Linked DNA regions of Homo sapiens: region 2 is linked to region 1. Evidence: read pairs that join two places in POLR2A ChIA-PET (ENCODE). Cell type or tissue: A673. All regions are shown on one strand. Each heading gives the region's core, and the rest is flanking DNA. Links, peaks and the distances in the headings are about the cores only. Region 1 overlaps MDGA1 (MAM domain containing glycosylphosphatidylinositol anchor 1). Region 2 overlaps ZFAND3 (zinc finger AN1-type containing 3).

Evidence for each region. Peaks named below come from ENCODE experiments on the same cell type or tissue, not always from the same donor. Only the 100,000 strongest peaks of a DNase experiment are listed, where the experiment ranks them.
Region 2: POLR2A ChIA-PET joins it to region 1 with 8 read pairs; 2 of 35 experiments call an interaction of 5 or more read pairs at or near these places.

The regions. Positions count from the first base shown.
Region 1 is chr6:37,677,110-37,684,733 of GRCh38, forward strand. The region is part of intron 1 of MDGA1 (MAM domain containing glycosylphosphatidylinositol anchor 1); the gene reads right to left. Among named protein-coding and RNA genes, the nearest start is that of MDGA1, 17 kb to the right of the region's middle. In A673, for the core only: no CTCF peak of the experiment used is centred there; a DNase peak (open chromatin) is centred at 3,702; H3K27ac peaks cover 413 bases.
Region 2 is chr6:37,977,685-37,985,308 of GRCh38, forward strand. All of the region lies in intron 2 of ZFAND3 (zinc finger AN1-type containing 3), which reads left to right. Among named protein-coding and RNA genes, the nearest start is that of ZFAND3, 160 kb to the left of the region's middle. In A673, for the core only: no CTCF peak of the experiment used is centred there; no DNase peak of the experiment used is centred there; H3K27ac peaks cover 1,926 bases.

The DNA of each region.
Region 1 (7,624 bases), core at 944-5,943:
TTAGGTGCCGAACGACCCAAGTATGGCTTCAGGAGGTTCAAATTGGAAGTTAAAAAGCAGGCCATAATGCACCTATTAAACCAGTGAAAATAAATTAAAATGATAAAATCCATTGTGGCCGGGCTGTGCACAACACCAGCTCAAACTTTCCGTCACACAACCCGGCAGTGCGAAATGAGAACCATAAAACTGTTCCTATCCTATGACCTGTTAGGCAGTCTCACTTTGGGGAATAGGCCCCAAGGAAATAATTTAAAAGGAAAAAGTAATTCACATAAGGATATTCATGGCAGAGCTATTTAAAAGAAAGGGAAATTGGCTCCTACCCAAATGCTCGGCAGCAGAGAAATGGTGACCCGAACTCCAGCACATCGATGCAGGGGGTGTCCTGCGGCCATTAAAGTGACAGGTCTGAGGGCTCAGTCAATAGCAGGAGACGTGTGTAGGAGATAAAGGCAGCCGAGAAAGCAGAACAGACCACTGTTTACTGCTATGTAAAAATATATTGACAGGTATGGGCAGGGAGTTTAGAATGAATGGTTAATGTTTGATGGTCATTGGGCTTCTTTTTTTTCTATGAAGTTGTTTAAGTGGATAATAATAACAATAACAACAATGAAAGCAAATCAATGTTGCAGCTTGAGAGCTGGTGGGGCCTTGGCCCATAGCAGCACAGAAAGGGAGGGAAGGAAGGACAGCATTTCTGGGGGTCTCCCACAGCCTGGCAGACTCTGACCCCCTCCGACCTCGGGTCACTGTGGGTCCCTGGGTAGAGCTCCAGCTCCTGGAAAGCACCCCACCCAGCTGCAGGGGGAGATAGGGGTGCTGCACCCCAACTTCTAGCAACCCCTAAAGCCATCTCTGCATATGCAGTTACCTGGTTCCTCCAGGCCAGGCCTTGGCTTCTACCCAGGAGACCACAGGAAAATTAGCTCTGAGGTTAAAGAACCAGGGAGCAGAAATGTAAGGAGGACCTCATTCGCTTTATGGCCCCTCCATCCACTGACCTCCAGCAGCCAACTTTCACTGCCCCCCAGTACCCCCAAGGGTTGGGAGCCACTCCTCACCCCCTACACTTGTATTAGTGGGAACACGTTGTCTCCCGTTAACCAAGTATCAGCCAGAAATCTGGGAGTCATCCATGACTTTTCTCCTCCTCCCACACCCCACACCCAATTCACCAGCAAGCTCTGTCGGCTTGACCTTCAGAACCAATCAGGAATCTGCCCCCTGCGATGCCACCCTAGTCTTAGCCCCCACTCCCGAGGCCTGCCTGGCTTGTGACAGCAGCCTCCTGATAGGTCTTCCCTGCTTCCTCCCTTGCCTGCTGTAGTCTGTTCTCCACCAGCAGGCAGAGGATCTCATCTCTCCTCTGCTCTCCCTGTCATGACTCCCATCCTACTTGGGGTCAAAGCCAATGCGTTTTCAACAGCCTGCCATGCCCTCTGCCATCGGCTCCCAGCCCCACTTCCCATTCTACTGCCCTCCCCACTCCAGCCACATTGCCCTCTTTGTCAGTCTTCAAGCAGGCCTGGCCCCTTCCCACCTCAGGGCCTTTGCACTTACAGCCCCACCCCCTCCCCACTGCTTGGATTGCTCTTCTCCAGCTCTCCAGAGCCTGCTCCATCCCTTCCTTCAGCTGTCTTCTGAGAGGCCTTCCCTGAACACCCTGTTTAAGACAGCCCGCCCGCCCCCACCTCCATCACGCTCAATCCCTTTCCCTGCTATGCATGTTCGTAACACTCATCAAATCAACACCCTGCATATTAAATAGTCACTTGTTTATTCTCTTTCTGTATCCTTTTCAAAAGGCGAGCACCCCTGGGAGCAAAAGCACATTAAATCCCTTAAAGGGATGAACAATCTTTTTTTTCAAGCATCAATTCAGGAAACATAAAGTTTAGGAGCATATTTTCTTTAGCATCAGGTATATTTATAAATTGAGAAATGCAATACCTGCCCTCCTGCTTAAGTAGTCTCTTATTTTTTCTCCATCACTGAAGGGTTTCCTCTCCTTTTTTGGCTAAAATTTTAGAAACCACATAAGTGGCAGGCTCCATAGGATCTGATTATAATGCTGAGCCTCTGAAACAACTTTTAAATGACTTGAAATCGAGTAGGTGGGGGGAGAAAAAAGAAGGACTCAGGGATGGAGAAGGACAACTGGACCAGAGTTCAATCACGGCCAGGGACAGAAAAGCCCCTATCAGGAGATAGCTGGGGGCTGTGGATGCGGGAGGAGGGAGGCTGCCCCTTGGGAGGAAAATGGGGTCTGGAATGGACAGTGGGTGGGTGGCAGTAAAGGGCTTGTGCAAAACACCTGTCTCCAAGCCCTGTACAGTAGCTAGAAGGGAAGATTCTTGCTATAAACTTCCCCAAAAGGAAAATGGGAGGAGGACTGGAATTCTTCTACCCTTCCTCCTGGGCCAGGGTCTCAGTCTTGTTCCCTCTCTCTCCCGATATTGTGACACGTGCCTGTACACAGAGCCTCCCATGCCGCCTCCCTGGTGGCAGCCTCTGTGCCTCAGCCAGTGACAGCGGCAGCTTCCTGAGCCAGGCCTCGGTGATGGAATCACTCACTTAGCAAACCCTCCTCCGAACAGTGGTGGTCATTGCCTCCCACATGCCAGGCACATGGCTTCCCACACATTCCTCATTTCCCCTTTACCACAGCCCTCTGAGGAAGGTACCAGTATTAGCCCTGTCTTGTGCATGGGGTAACTGAGGCACAGTGCGACACCTGCCCATCATCACATGGTTAGTGAGCGGCCGAGCAGACCTCCACCCCAGGTCTGTTTCAGAAGCCTCTGCTCCTATCCTTCAGGCCACACTGCCTCCCTACGCTCCCACCTGAGCGAGAGATGGTTATTCATCGACTTCATTATATTTAGTTACTTGATTCTGAAATTAGATCTCGATGGTGTCATGGAGCCTGGCAAGTCATGTGTGACAGCTGACCTCAGAGCTGCTAGTTACTGACACCTCAGTGTGAAGAACTTCTCTGGTTACTCCCCTCCCGGGGGCGGGGGTGGGGCGCTGACACACCAGGGAAGGCAAAGGTGGGGATGGAAGGTGAGCTGTGCGGGATCACTTGCCTGACCCTTCCCAGAATCCTCCTCTCCAGCTGCCATGGCACCACCTCTGTGGAGGCCTGTGCCCTGATGGGGAGGGCAAGGTGGGGCCAAAAGAAGCAATCGGGGAGAAAGGAAGCCAGCCTGCTCAGAGGCATCAGCCCTGTGACCCTCAGCCACTAGGGCTACCCTTAGAAGGGAGAAGCACCTCCCAAGAGGAAGTGAGAAGGGCTGAGCAGAGATGCATGAAGGAGGTGACAGAGGTATGCAAAGGATGGGAGGAGCACCAGTGAGGAAACTGAGGCACATGAAGACGACCGGACCCTGCAAGGACTAGACACCTGGCAGCACTAGTCCAGTGCCCGGCAAACAGCAGGTACTTAATACGACCAGAGTTGTAGTTAGTGCAGGTGCTCAAAAGATTGCCTGGTTAGGACACCACAGAGCCCCAGTTTGCTCAGGCTGGGAAGTAAGCATGAGCACTGGATCGGAAGGCCGTGCTGGGGCTCTCCACACTGCACCAGCGCTTTTCAAAGGTGCCAACTCCCCTCTGGGCCTCAGCAGCCCCCCTGCCACTTGGCCCAGCTGGGGCCACTGTCTCCATGCACCCAGCCCAGCCCAGATCTGGCACGGGCGCAGCGGGTGAGCGCACGCCTGGCGCAGGCCCCAGTGCCTGGGAGAGAGGCTCCGAGCAGGCGGCTTTGTGTTTTGTGAAAACCAAATCCACAACTGAGCTCTCCAGCTGAGCAGGGCCTGCTGGGAAGGCTGGCAGACCTCCCTCCCTGTCCCCTACTGGGGCCCACCCTTCCTCCTCAGCCCCCCCCCCCCAGGAAACCTGGGCAGGACCAGCTGCCAACCCGGCTGGCATGGGGGGTTAAGGGGGATGGGTCTGGGCCCAGCTCTGGCAGTGCCTGGGTCCTACCCTGACCCCCTTCCTGCCTGAGTAAATTGGAATACAAATCAGAGGGAAACACTTTCCTCTGTTTGAACAAATTGCTACGGATTCCTCCCTGTCTCAGGTCAGGGCTCACGATGGGGGATATTTTCACTCGCGGACTGCTAATAGACTCAGGAGAAGCTGCTAGATCAATCGAGGCCAGGAAAATTAGCCAGGAGCTCCAGGCCAGCCTCGGCCTGCCCCTGCCCCCCCTCTTCAGGTCTCCTAGGAAGGGTGGTGGGGGCCATACCCAGGCTGGACATAAGTCCCTGACTGATGACCCAGGGTGCTGGATGCCCGTGCCCACCCCCTGCCTTGGAACCAAGAAAAAGGTGACCAGAGGCCATCTGGAGGGGCAGCGAGATAAAGGTGGACCCAGAGAAGCCCCTAAAGAGGTCTGTAGGACCCCCTACCACACATATACATAGTTCCCTGCACATACATATTATCGTGTGCAACATCATCACCCATATACACACCTACAGCACACACATGCCAGTGTATATTACATGCACAAAAAATACAAATAATGTGCACTTGCACGAGGCAGAGAGAACTGGAGGAACATGTTACAGCTTCTGTTGAGGTACCAAGTGAGAGCAGTTTATCTCATACCAGTGGTCCCTATACACAGATACACACACACACACTGATCTCCAACAGAAGAGGAGGAGGGGACAATGAGGGCATGAAGCCCACCCTCACCCCAGCCAGGCTTTGCAGCCCCTGCTCCCTCAAGTCTCCAGAAAGGAGGGAGTGAACCAGACAAGGGTGTCAGTGCTTTGGGCACATTGGGGCATCCCTCAGTAGCAAGCTCCTCCTAGTATCCCTTGAGGCCACTTTGCCAGCAGGCACAGTAAAGGAGGTGCATGGCTTGATCAAAAAGAAAGCTACTCATGTCCCCTGCTTACTACCCTTGCCCACATCACACACACACACACCCCTCTGCAAATGAGAATCTAGATCTGGCTTGGAAGATGGATGTGGAAGAGAGAGTAATCACTGGCAGATACAGCAGGGCCACCAGCTTGGTGAGACCCTTCACCTCTGGCCGTTGGTTTCTGCCTCTAAAAACTGAGCAGGTAGGCTGGGCGCAGTGGCTTATGCCTGTAATCCCAGCACTTTGGGAGGCCGAGGTGGGCAGATCACCTGAGGTCAGGAGTGCAAGACCAGCCTGGCCAACATAGCGAAACCCGGTCTCTACTAGAAATACAAAATTAGCTGGGCGTGGTGGCGGGTGCCTGTAATCCCAGCTACTCGGGAGGTTGAGGAGGGAGAATCCCTTGAACCCAAGAGGTAGAGATTGCAGTGAGCCAAGATTGTACCATTGCACTCCAGCCTGGGTGACAGAGAGAGACTCTGCCTCAAAAAACAAGCAAACAAACAAACAAAAAACTGAACAGGTAGAAACAGGCAACCTCTAAGCCCTTTACCTTTGACCTTCCATGATTCCAGGCTGATCCCCCTCTCTGCTGTGTGGCCTGAGAACTTCTCTTGTTTTCTCTGGGCTACAGATTTCTCTCCTGACAAATGATTAGATTTGCCCTAAGATTCCCGCTGGCTCTGTCACTTTATAAGTCTGTGATTCTAGATCATCTCTGTCTTGTTCTCTGCTGTATCCTCAGCACCTAGAACAGAGTCTGGCACACTGCGGGGGGTTCAATAAATACTGAATTAGTTAATTAATCTCAGGTCCCAGTTATTAGTGAAGAGAGAGAGAGAAATATACAACAGGGTAGAAGTGCTGCTCTGAGCCGGACTCATGAGGCTCAGGTATATTCAGGGGTGCAGGCCACTCTGGTCATAGCCCATGGCTTGGCTCCTGGGCAGGGAAGTAGACAGAATGCAGTCGACCTTATTACCCTCTAACCCCTAACAATTGTTTCACCCAGAATCCTGCCTACAGGGAGAAGGAGCAGTCTTCTAGTCTAGACTGTCCCCACCTCTATGTTGGTTTTAAATTCAGTGGGATGGAGAACATGGTGCCTCTCCTGGCAATGCCCAAAGGACCCTGTAGATTCTGGGTGTGTCCTTAGTGATGCTCAACCCTGTCCTCCGCAGGTATAAGGCATCCTTCAGGGAGAGCCTGAATTCTATCAGGAGAGTCTTGGAGAAATCGACACACTTGGATTCTGGCCACAAAATCCAAGGAAGTAAATGAGCAGTGAGCAGGTCTGGTGGCTGCAGGCAAGAGTTTACAGCCTGGAATGGAGGCTTGTACATGCAGCCCTGAACATGAGATCTAAAAACAAAGAGCTCCACACAGCAAGCTGGCTCTGAAAAAGCAAGACCATGGCTTAGGCAAGATGTAATACAGACTGTTGCTGCCCCACCTGCACCCCCTCTCCTAAACACTTCAGTGCACCACCAGCCAGCTCCCAATTGCCAATGCCTGCGGGCACCTCTCTGCCTGAGGGCCATCTCTGGCCACTAGAGCTTGCGCTGCCTGTGTGTGCAGTGGTTTAGGAGTACCGGGAATTAACACCCCCAGGAGCAACCTCACCCAGTGACAGAGGCGGGGTGGGTGTATACATGCCCTAGTTCCCTCACCCCATGGTGGGATAACTCTGAAGTGTGTTTCACAAAGCATGCCAGAGTTCCCCCAAGGGACACCGATGTAACTGACTTGATAAGGCATCTTTCACTGGCTTCCTTTGCTTCCCTGTCTCGCTTCCCCATTCCTCTACCAGAGTTTCCTGGACTTACCTCCCAAATAATTACAGCATTCAGCTCCTTATCTCAGAGTCTACTTCTGGGGCAACCCAAACTAAGACTATGAGTCCAAGTGTGTTTTGACTGTCCATGGTGTCCACTACGAAATTTCTCACATGGCCACAACACAGAGTCCACATATTGCCTAATGACCCCTCTACACACATATCAAATACCCCACCATCATCCTCTTCCTCCACCCACCACTCCCCTGGAAACTTCCTTGCCTGAATCTCATGGCTCAAGATCCAGCTCATCTGATCAACCAACCTGTGCCATCGGGAGAAGGCTTAGGGCTGCCAGGTATTCCCAGAGTAACCTTCTGGAAACAGTGGCAGTGCTTCTGCCAGCTAGCTTGTTAATAACTCTAAAGTGGAACTTGTAGGCAGTGTGACAAGATGTTGGACCCGGTGGAGACTGGCAGCAACCTCCAGTTCACACTACCAAGCAGGCTCACCTTCCTACCCACAAGGGCGGGGGAAGCCCTGACATTTCCAATAAGGGCCTCTAACATCTAACCAGAGTTCTAGACCCAGAATGAGCCCCAGATTCTGTAGTCTGGATGCAATGAGGTCTGAGAATAAGAAATGAGGTTCACAGGGGTAGGGGAAGGATTATAGAGATGTGGGCACACAATGAGCTTATAAACGCCATGCAGACATGTCCTGGATTCCCCTAAGCCTGGGAGGTGACACAGGAGAATGAGAAAGAAAGCTGTAGAAAGTCCTTTGACATGGCTTTTAACTTCAGCCTCGGCACCTAATTGCTGTGTGACCTTGATAAGCCACTTGCCTTCTGCGGTCTCAGTTTCTTCCTGCAATGAATCTGGAAGATTTGTTTTTGGGTCATTGAAGGCCACTGGCTGGCAGCTGAGCTCACTCCTTGCCATACCCTCGTGCCCCTC
Region 2 (7,624 bases), core at 891-5,890, 300 kb after region 1:
CCAGTAAGTATGAGATTAGCTATAGGTTTTTCACAGATGCTCTTGATTAGGTTAAGGAAGCCCCCTTTTATTTCTGGTTTGCTGAGTTTTTTGTTTTTTTTTTTTTTCAAATGAAGAATGAATGTTGAATTTTGTAAAATGCTTTTCCTTCCTTCCTTCCTTCCTTCCTTCCTTCCTTCCTTCCTTTCCTTCTTCCTTCCTTTCTCTCCTCTCCTCTCCTCTTCCTTTCTTCCTTTCTTCCGTTCTTCCTTTCTTCCTTTCTTCCTTTCTTCCTTCTCACTCTGTCTCCCAGGCTAGAGTGCAGTGGCTTGATCTCAAGCTCACTGCAACTTCCGCCTCCTGAGTTCAAGTGATTCTCCTGCCTCAGCCTCCTCAGTAGCTGGGATTACAGGTGCCCACCTCTATGGCTGGCTAATTTTCGTATTTTTAGTGGAGACACAGGGTTTCACCATGTTGGTCAGGCCAGTCTCGAACTGAGACTGTGCCTGGCTGTAAAATGTTTTTTCTATGTCTGTTGAGATCATGTTGTTTTTCTCCTTTAATTCATTAATATAGTGAATTAATTACACTGGTTGGGTTTCAAATGTTAAAGCAGTCATACAATTTTGGGATAAATTCCGTTTGGTTGTGATACATTCTATTTTTGGATAAAATTTTGCTTAGAATTTTTGCATCTACATTTCATCATGGATGTTGGTCTGTAGTTTTATCTTGTAATGTCTTTGTCTGGTTTTGTTATTAGAGTACTTCTGAACTCATAGAATGAGTTGGAAAGTATTCCCTTCCTCTTTAATTTTCTGTTAGGGGTTTGTTTAGAGTTGCTGTTGTTTCTTCTTTAAATGTTTGATGAGATTCATGAATGAAGCCATCTACACAGGGAGTTTTCTTTGTCAGAGAGTTTTAACTGCAAATGCAATTTCTTTGATAATGATACACGGTTATTCAGAATATCTATTTCTTCTTGAGTGAGCTTGTCTTTTAGTGCGTTTGTCCATTTCCTCTAACTTGTATTTATGGCATAAAGTTGTTTATAACATTTCATCCGTCTCAGCTCACTGCAACCTCTGCCTCCTGGGTTCAAGTGATTCTCATGCCTCAGCCTCCTGAGTAGCAGGGATTACAGGCGCCGGCCACCACACTGGGCTAATTTTTGTATTTTTAGTAGAGATGGGGTTTTACCATGTTGGCCAGGCTGGCCAGCATTTTATGCTTTTAATATGCATAAAACTGTAGTGAAGACACCTCTCATTTCTGATACTGATAATTTGTGTCTTTTTTTTTTTTCTCTAGTCAGTCTGGCTAGACATTTATCAACTTATTGATAATCTCAAAGACCCCTCTTTTGGGTTTCATGGCTTTTTTCTGTTTCATGAATTCTCACTTTAATCTTTATTTCCTTCCTTCTACTTTGAGTTTAATTTGTTCTTATTTTCTTTCTTAAGGTGGGAACTGAGTTTATTGATTTGAAATCTTTTCTAATAAAGATTTAATGCTAAAATTTTTCACCTCGTTACTGCTTCAGTGGCAGCCTGCAAATTCTGCTGTGGTGGTGTTTTAATATCCATCTCTGCTAATTTCAACACCTCTGTCAGTTCTGAGTTGGTTGTGATTATTCTTTTCATGGTGGGTCAAGTTTTCTTACAACTTTGTGTATTTGATTATCTGTGTTTGGGTGGCAGATACTGTGAGATTTACTTTGTTGGGTGCCATGTATTTCTGTAAATGTACAAATCTTGAGCTTTGTTCGAAGATGCAGTTAAGTTACTTGGAAGCAATTTTGTCTTTTGGAATTGTGCTTTTATGGTGTGTGTGTGTTTAAAAGTGGGTTTGGAGAGGTGCTCAATGTAGAGTTAATTGTTCTCTACTTCCAAGATAAAACCTTCTTGAGTACTCTATGCAATGCTCCTGAATTATGAGTTTTTCCAGTCTGACATTGGGCACAGGCACTATTCCTTGCCCTGTCTATGTGCGTCTCAAGCCCTGTCAAAACAATCCATTACGATGGTTCTTTGCCTGGCATCAGATAGTTTTTTCGTATGCATGTGCTGACCTGTACTTGGCTGAATAATCAGGATCCTCTCCTGATATATAACTCTTCCTTGTGTGTTTTTCTGTTCTGTGAACTCTAGCTGCTTTGTTCTCATCAGGCCTCTTAGCTTATTTCCTCAACTTACCACATCTGCTGAGTAGGACCAGCTATATAATTAGCAGGGCCCAGTGTAAAATGAAAATGTGAGCCTTTGTTAAAAAATTATTTAGTTTCTTAAAATTCTAATTTTAATCAGATCATTAAACCAAGCACTGCACCCTTCGGAGCTGCAGCTGCACAGGTTACATGCCTACCAAGCCAGGGCTACTGCTGTACTCCACTTCATGTTCCCTTCTCTGTTCCATGGCCCAGTAATTCTCTTCAAGGCAATAAGCCAAGACAATTGTAGGGCTGGTCTCCTTTGTTTCCCATCTCTCAGAGGTCACTGTCTTTTTTTTTTTTTTTGCTAGATATCCAGAGTCATGAAAATTGTAATTTTTGTCTGTTTTTATTTGTTTTTGTTTCAGGCAGGAAGAGAAATCCAGTCCCTGTTAACCTGCCTCGCTTGGATGTAGTTGTTTTTAATGTACATTTTGTTTAAGGACCTTGTAGTAGCTGCTTTTGTGTCAGACTAGGCAAAGATTTCCCTATTTGGCCTCTTGGCTTGGTGCCTTGTTTAGAGCTGTTTGGGTAAAATCTCTCTTGTATCATTTGCTGATCTGTTTTCCAATTTGTTTTCCTGGTAACCATCAACTCATTTTCTGAATTGTATCACTTGATTTGAAGCAAGTATTAGCTTCCTGCTTGAAACCACTCTACCCTTATTCTTCTTTCTGCTGCATTTAACTGCAAACTGCAATGGGTGAGGACAATTCTCTTCTTCCACCTCCTGCACAATACATCCCCTTGCAGTACAATTTGATCGGCATTTGTGCAGTAAGGTATTAACAGCTTTTCAGATATGCCCTGCCCTATTAGCAAGAATATACAGTGATACAAAAATGAATTTGTCAAGAGTTTTATGACTTCATGATCTATCGTACAATATTAATCCTGCTGCAGTGTTATTAAGTCATTTTTCATCTCCCCTCAAATTAATGTTGACGTTCTATTACTGGATTTGTTCTTGTCCCCAGATTAAAACATAAAGGAAAAAAGCCTTCCCTGCTGCAATATTAAAATTAATTGTAGGGTAAGCAGTACCTAGCTTGGTGAAGTAGATTCCTGCTGGAAAATTTATAATGGGAATTTATTTCTCTGCTTTCTATTTGTTCTTGTGCACAAAAAAGCACAATTGGAATATACTTCTGAGGGCACCAGGAGAACATAGCAAGGAGCAGGGGGTACATTTAAAGTACTGAGTTTCCTAAAAGGGAAATGAGGAATCAGTGGTCTGAGCCTAAGGCAACCATACCTAGCTGGTAGTTCCAGCCTAGAGGCTGATAGGGATGCTTGTGGTGATAGATGTATAGGTAGAACAATTTTGGCTGACTTAGGATGGTATTTTCTTCATAGGAATAGCGTGTTTCTTGTATTTCAAGACATTTGGGGCACTTAAACAAAAACTACAACATGGTGAGGTCAACAGTTATAAATCACAGTACGACCTTGTTCAGGACTCTGGAATGAGAAGACAGCTGTTATCTTTGTTTCAGATTTGGACTAAGTGATGCTGTTCTGTGAATATTCTCTTTTAAAAATAACTGTTTTCACCCATATTGAAGCCAGGATCATCAGCTTCATGTCTGTGACCACTGTAGTGAGATCTTAGGGTATTGTGATTTTTGGTCATGGTTAGGTAGGTGCTTTAGAATGCTCATTGTTACTGTGGGAGGATCATGGAATTCTCAGTAAGTTTTGTTATAAATTCTAAATTTAAAATTTGTAATATGTAAATATATATGTGTATGTTTTTGATGGGAAACACCAAAATATATAGTGTTTGACTCTGGGTGGTGGCTTGTGGGGAAATAATATTATTTAAAAAATTTTTCCTTGTAGAAGGTCAACATGAGTTGTGTAAACCGAAGAGTGTCTGAGATAAGTCTCAATTTAGGAAGTTTATTTTGCCAGGGTTAAGGATGCACCTGTTACAAAGCCTTGGAAGGTCCTAATGCCATGTGCCCAACGTGGTCAGGGCACACACAGCTTGGTTTTATATATTTTAAGGAGACATGATACATCAGTCAGTACATGTAAGATTTACAGTGGTTCAGTTTGGACAACTCAAAGTGGGGAGAGGGCTTCTGGGTCATAAGCAGGTAAATGACAGTTTCATTCTTTTGAGTTTCTGATTAAGGTTTCACAGAATACGCCATTTACAAGGATAGTCATTTATGCCTTAGTCTGGCTTAGTGAAACAATAGGGCAAAGGAAGCAATCAGATGTGCGTTTGTCTCATGTGAGCAGAGGGACAACTTTGAGTTCTGTCTTCTGTCTGTCCTTTGTCCACAAGGAATTTCCTTGTGGGCAAATGGTGAGGGAGGTATGTAGCTTTTTTTTTTTTTAATCTTTGTATGTATCTTATTTAGGGATAGAATAAGAGTCAGGTTTGCCATATGCAGTTCCCAGCTTGACTTTTTCCTTTGGCTTAGTGATTTTGGGGTCCCGAGATATATTTTCCTTTCACAGTTGTGCAATAAAAATGTAGCCAATTATATATATTTTTATATTTGTAAATGACATAAGCAGTGGAGCAGCCTTCTAGAGGGTGAAAGATGATGCAAATATAGTCATGTGTAACAATGTTTGCATCAAGGGCAGACCACATATGCAACAGTGGTCCCATAAAATTATAGAGGAACTGAAAAAACTCCTATTGCCTAGTGACGTGGTAGCCATCCTAACACAATACATTACACATGTGTTTACGATGATGCTTGTGTAAGTATATCTACTGTGCTGCCAGTTGTATAAAAGTATAGCCAGTACAATTATGTACACCACATAGTGCTTGATAATGACAAGAAATGACTATGTTACTGGTTTATGTATTTATTATGCTATCTATCCTTAGAGTATGGTATTTATTTTTTTAAAAAGTTAACTGTAAAGTAGCCTCAGGCAACTCCTTCGGGAGGTATTCCAGAAGAAGGCAGTGTTGTCACTGGAGATGATAGCTCTATACCTGTTACTACCCCTGAAGACCTTCCAGTAGGAAAAAATCCTTGTGGAGGTGGAAGACAGTGATGCTGATGATCCTTACCCTGTGTTGACTTAGGCTAATGTATGTGTTTGTGTTGCAGTTTTTAACAAAAAGTTTAAAAAGTAAAACAAAAAATAAAAATGTTTTAAAATAGACAAAAGCATATAGAATAAGGATATAAAGAAAATATTTTTGTACAGCTGTACATTGTGTTTGTGTTATAAGCTAAATGTTAATACAAAAGAGTCCAAGGTTTTAAAAATTCAGAAGTTTTATAATATAAAAGTTACAGTGAGCTAAGTTTAGAAGTAGAAGGAAAAAATATTTTAAACAATAAATTTGGTGTACCATGTGTACCGTTTATAAACCCCACAGTAATGTGCTAGGCCTTCACATTTACTGACCATTCACTTACCCAGAGCACCTTCCAGTCCTGTAAGCTGCCTGCATGGTAAGTGTCCTATACAGGTGTACCAGTTTTTATCTTTTTTTTTTTTTTTTTTTTTTTTTTTTTTGAGATGGAGTTTTGCTCTTGTTGCCTAGGCTGGAGTGCAATGGTGTGACCTCAGCTCACTGCAACCACTGCCTCCCGGGTTCAAGCTATTCTCCTCCTGCCTCAGCCTCCCAGGTAGCTGGGATTACAGGCATGAACCACCACACCCGGCTAATTTTGTATTTTTAGTAGAGATGGAGTTCCTCCATGTTGGTCAGGCTGGTCTTGAACTCCCGACCTCAGGTGATCCACCCGCCTTGACCTCCCAAAGTGCTGGGATTACAGGCGTGAGCCACCCCCCACCCCTGGCCCCATTTTTTATCTTTTATATGGTGTTTTTACTCTGCCTTTTCTGTTTTCAGATATGTTTAGATTCACAAATACCTTTGTTTTATAATTGCCCACAGTATTCAGTACAGTAACATGCTTATACAGGTTTGTAGTCCAAGAGCTATAGGCTATACCATATAGCCTAAGTGTGTAGTAGGCTATACCATCTAGGTTTGTGGAAGTTCACTCTATGATGTTCACACAACAATGAAATTGCATTTTTCAAAAGATAACCCCATTGTTCAGCAACACGTGACTTACTTTGGGCAGTGCAATGAAAAAAGCTGAAGGATAATTATTTATTTCATGATTGCATCATCCTTCACTGTAGGTGATTCCATCATTTTTCTTTTTTGGGTTATAGTCTTTTTGAAAGCACAGTTGGATATAATTGATGAGTAGTGGTAAACTATCTGGATGATGAAATGTTAACATGTTTCAAGATATAGGAAAAATAAGATCGCTAAACTTCCATAATGTGTCTTATATTTATAAAGTGAGTCTATTGGACCAATATGGTAATTGCAAGATAGAGCATGAAATTTCTTGCAGTGACTCAAAAGTATAAAGGTCATGAAATGCCAATTCTTACAATTAGTTAGAACTGCTGAGAAAGAAACTAAAACAAAAATTGAGTCAGATGAACTAAGTGTTAAGAGCTTTAAAGGTAAAACTGTCCAGGTTTCCCGTTGTACATATGAGAAGAGGGAGTATATTATCAGTGGCAGAGCCATGGGTTGGAATGGGGGCTCAGATGTGCAGTCTTAGCTTTCACATTCCCTCAGGTGGTACTAGAAAGCAAACTAAAAATTTGAACAACAGTCACTCCCTTGTGAGTTCCTCTATAGTTGATGGTAGGATGTGAAGATGGTACTTTCTGAAAACATTTAAATTGTATATGATTACATAATTTGAACAAAGCAGTGTATCAGTGCTAAAAGCTAGTTGGCAGAAACTTTTGTCTTAAAAGTGATTTATTTAAAACTTCTACTGAAGCCCAGTGGACTTCTACATTCCAGCATCCAGGTGTCCAGTACTCTCATCTATAAGAGTGAGCTACTCGTCTAGAGGCTAAGGCAAGTTTCAGCTAGATCCAGCTAAGCTGGTCTGAACTAGTGGAATGAGCCAGTTGTAGCTGTTGTCATTGCATCTCCCTTTTGAGACTATGGAAGCCTAGGACTTAGTCTGTTAATTATCAGAGAGGTCATTGCTGTATGTGTTACGTGTTCATGGGGCTACTGCAGCAGTTATACTTTTTTCAGCAGTCTCAAAAAGTTGAATGTGAAAAATGTCTGAAAAAATTAAAAAGGGATGTTTTATTTCTAATTGTTCAATGATATAAGACTTCCAGTACTTTAGTTTTAGTTTCTCTCAGTCTTTAGTTTATTAAATAAAGATCTATAAACTAGGCAATGAGTGTTTATTGAGCATCAGGTATGTAAGGCACTAGAGGAATGTGATACTCAAGGGAATTCTTTTATAAAATAAAATTTCAGCTGGGTGTAGTGGCATGTGCCTGTAGTCACGGCTTCTTAGGAGGCTGAGATAGGAGGATCACTTGTGTCCAGGAGTTTGAGGCCAGCCTGGGCAACGTAGCAAAATAAAAATAAAATAAAACAAACATTTC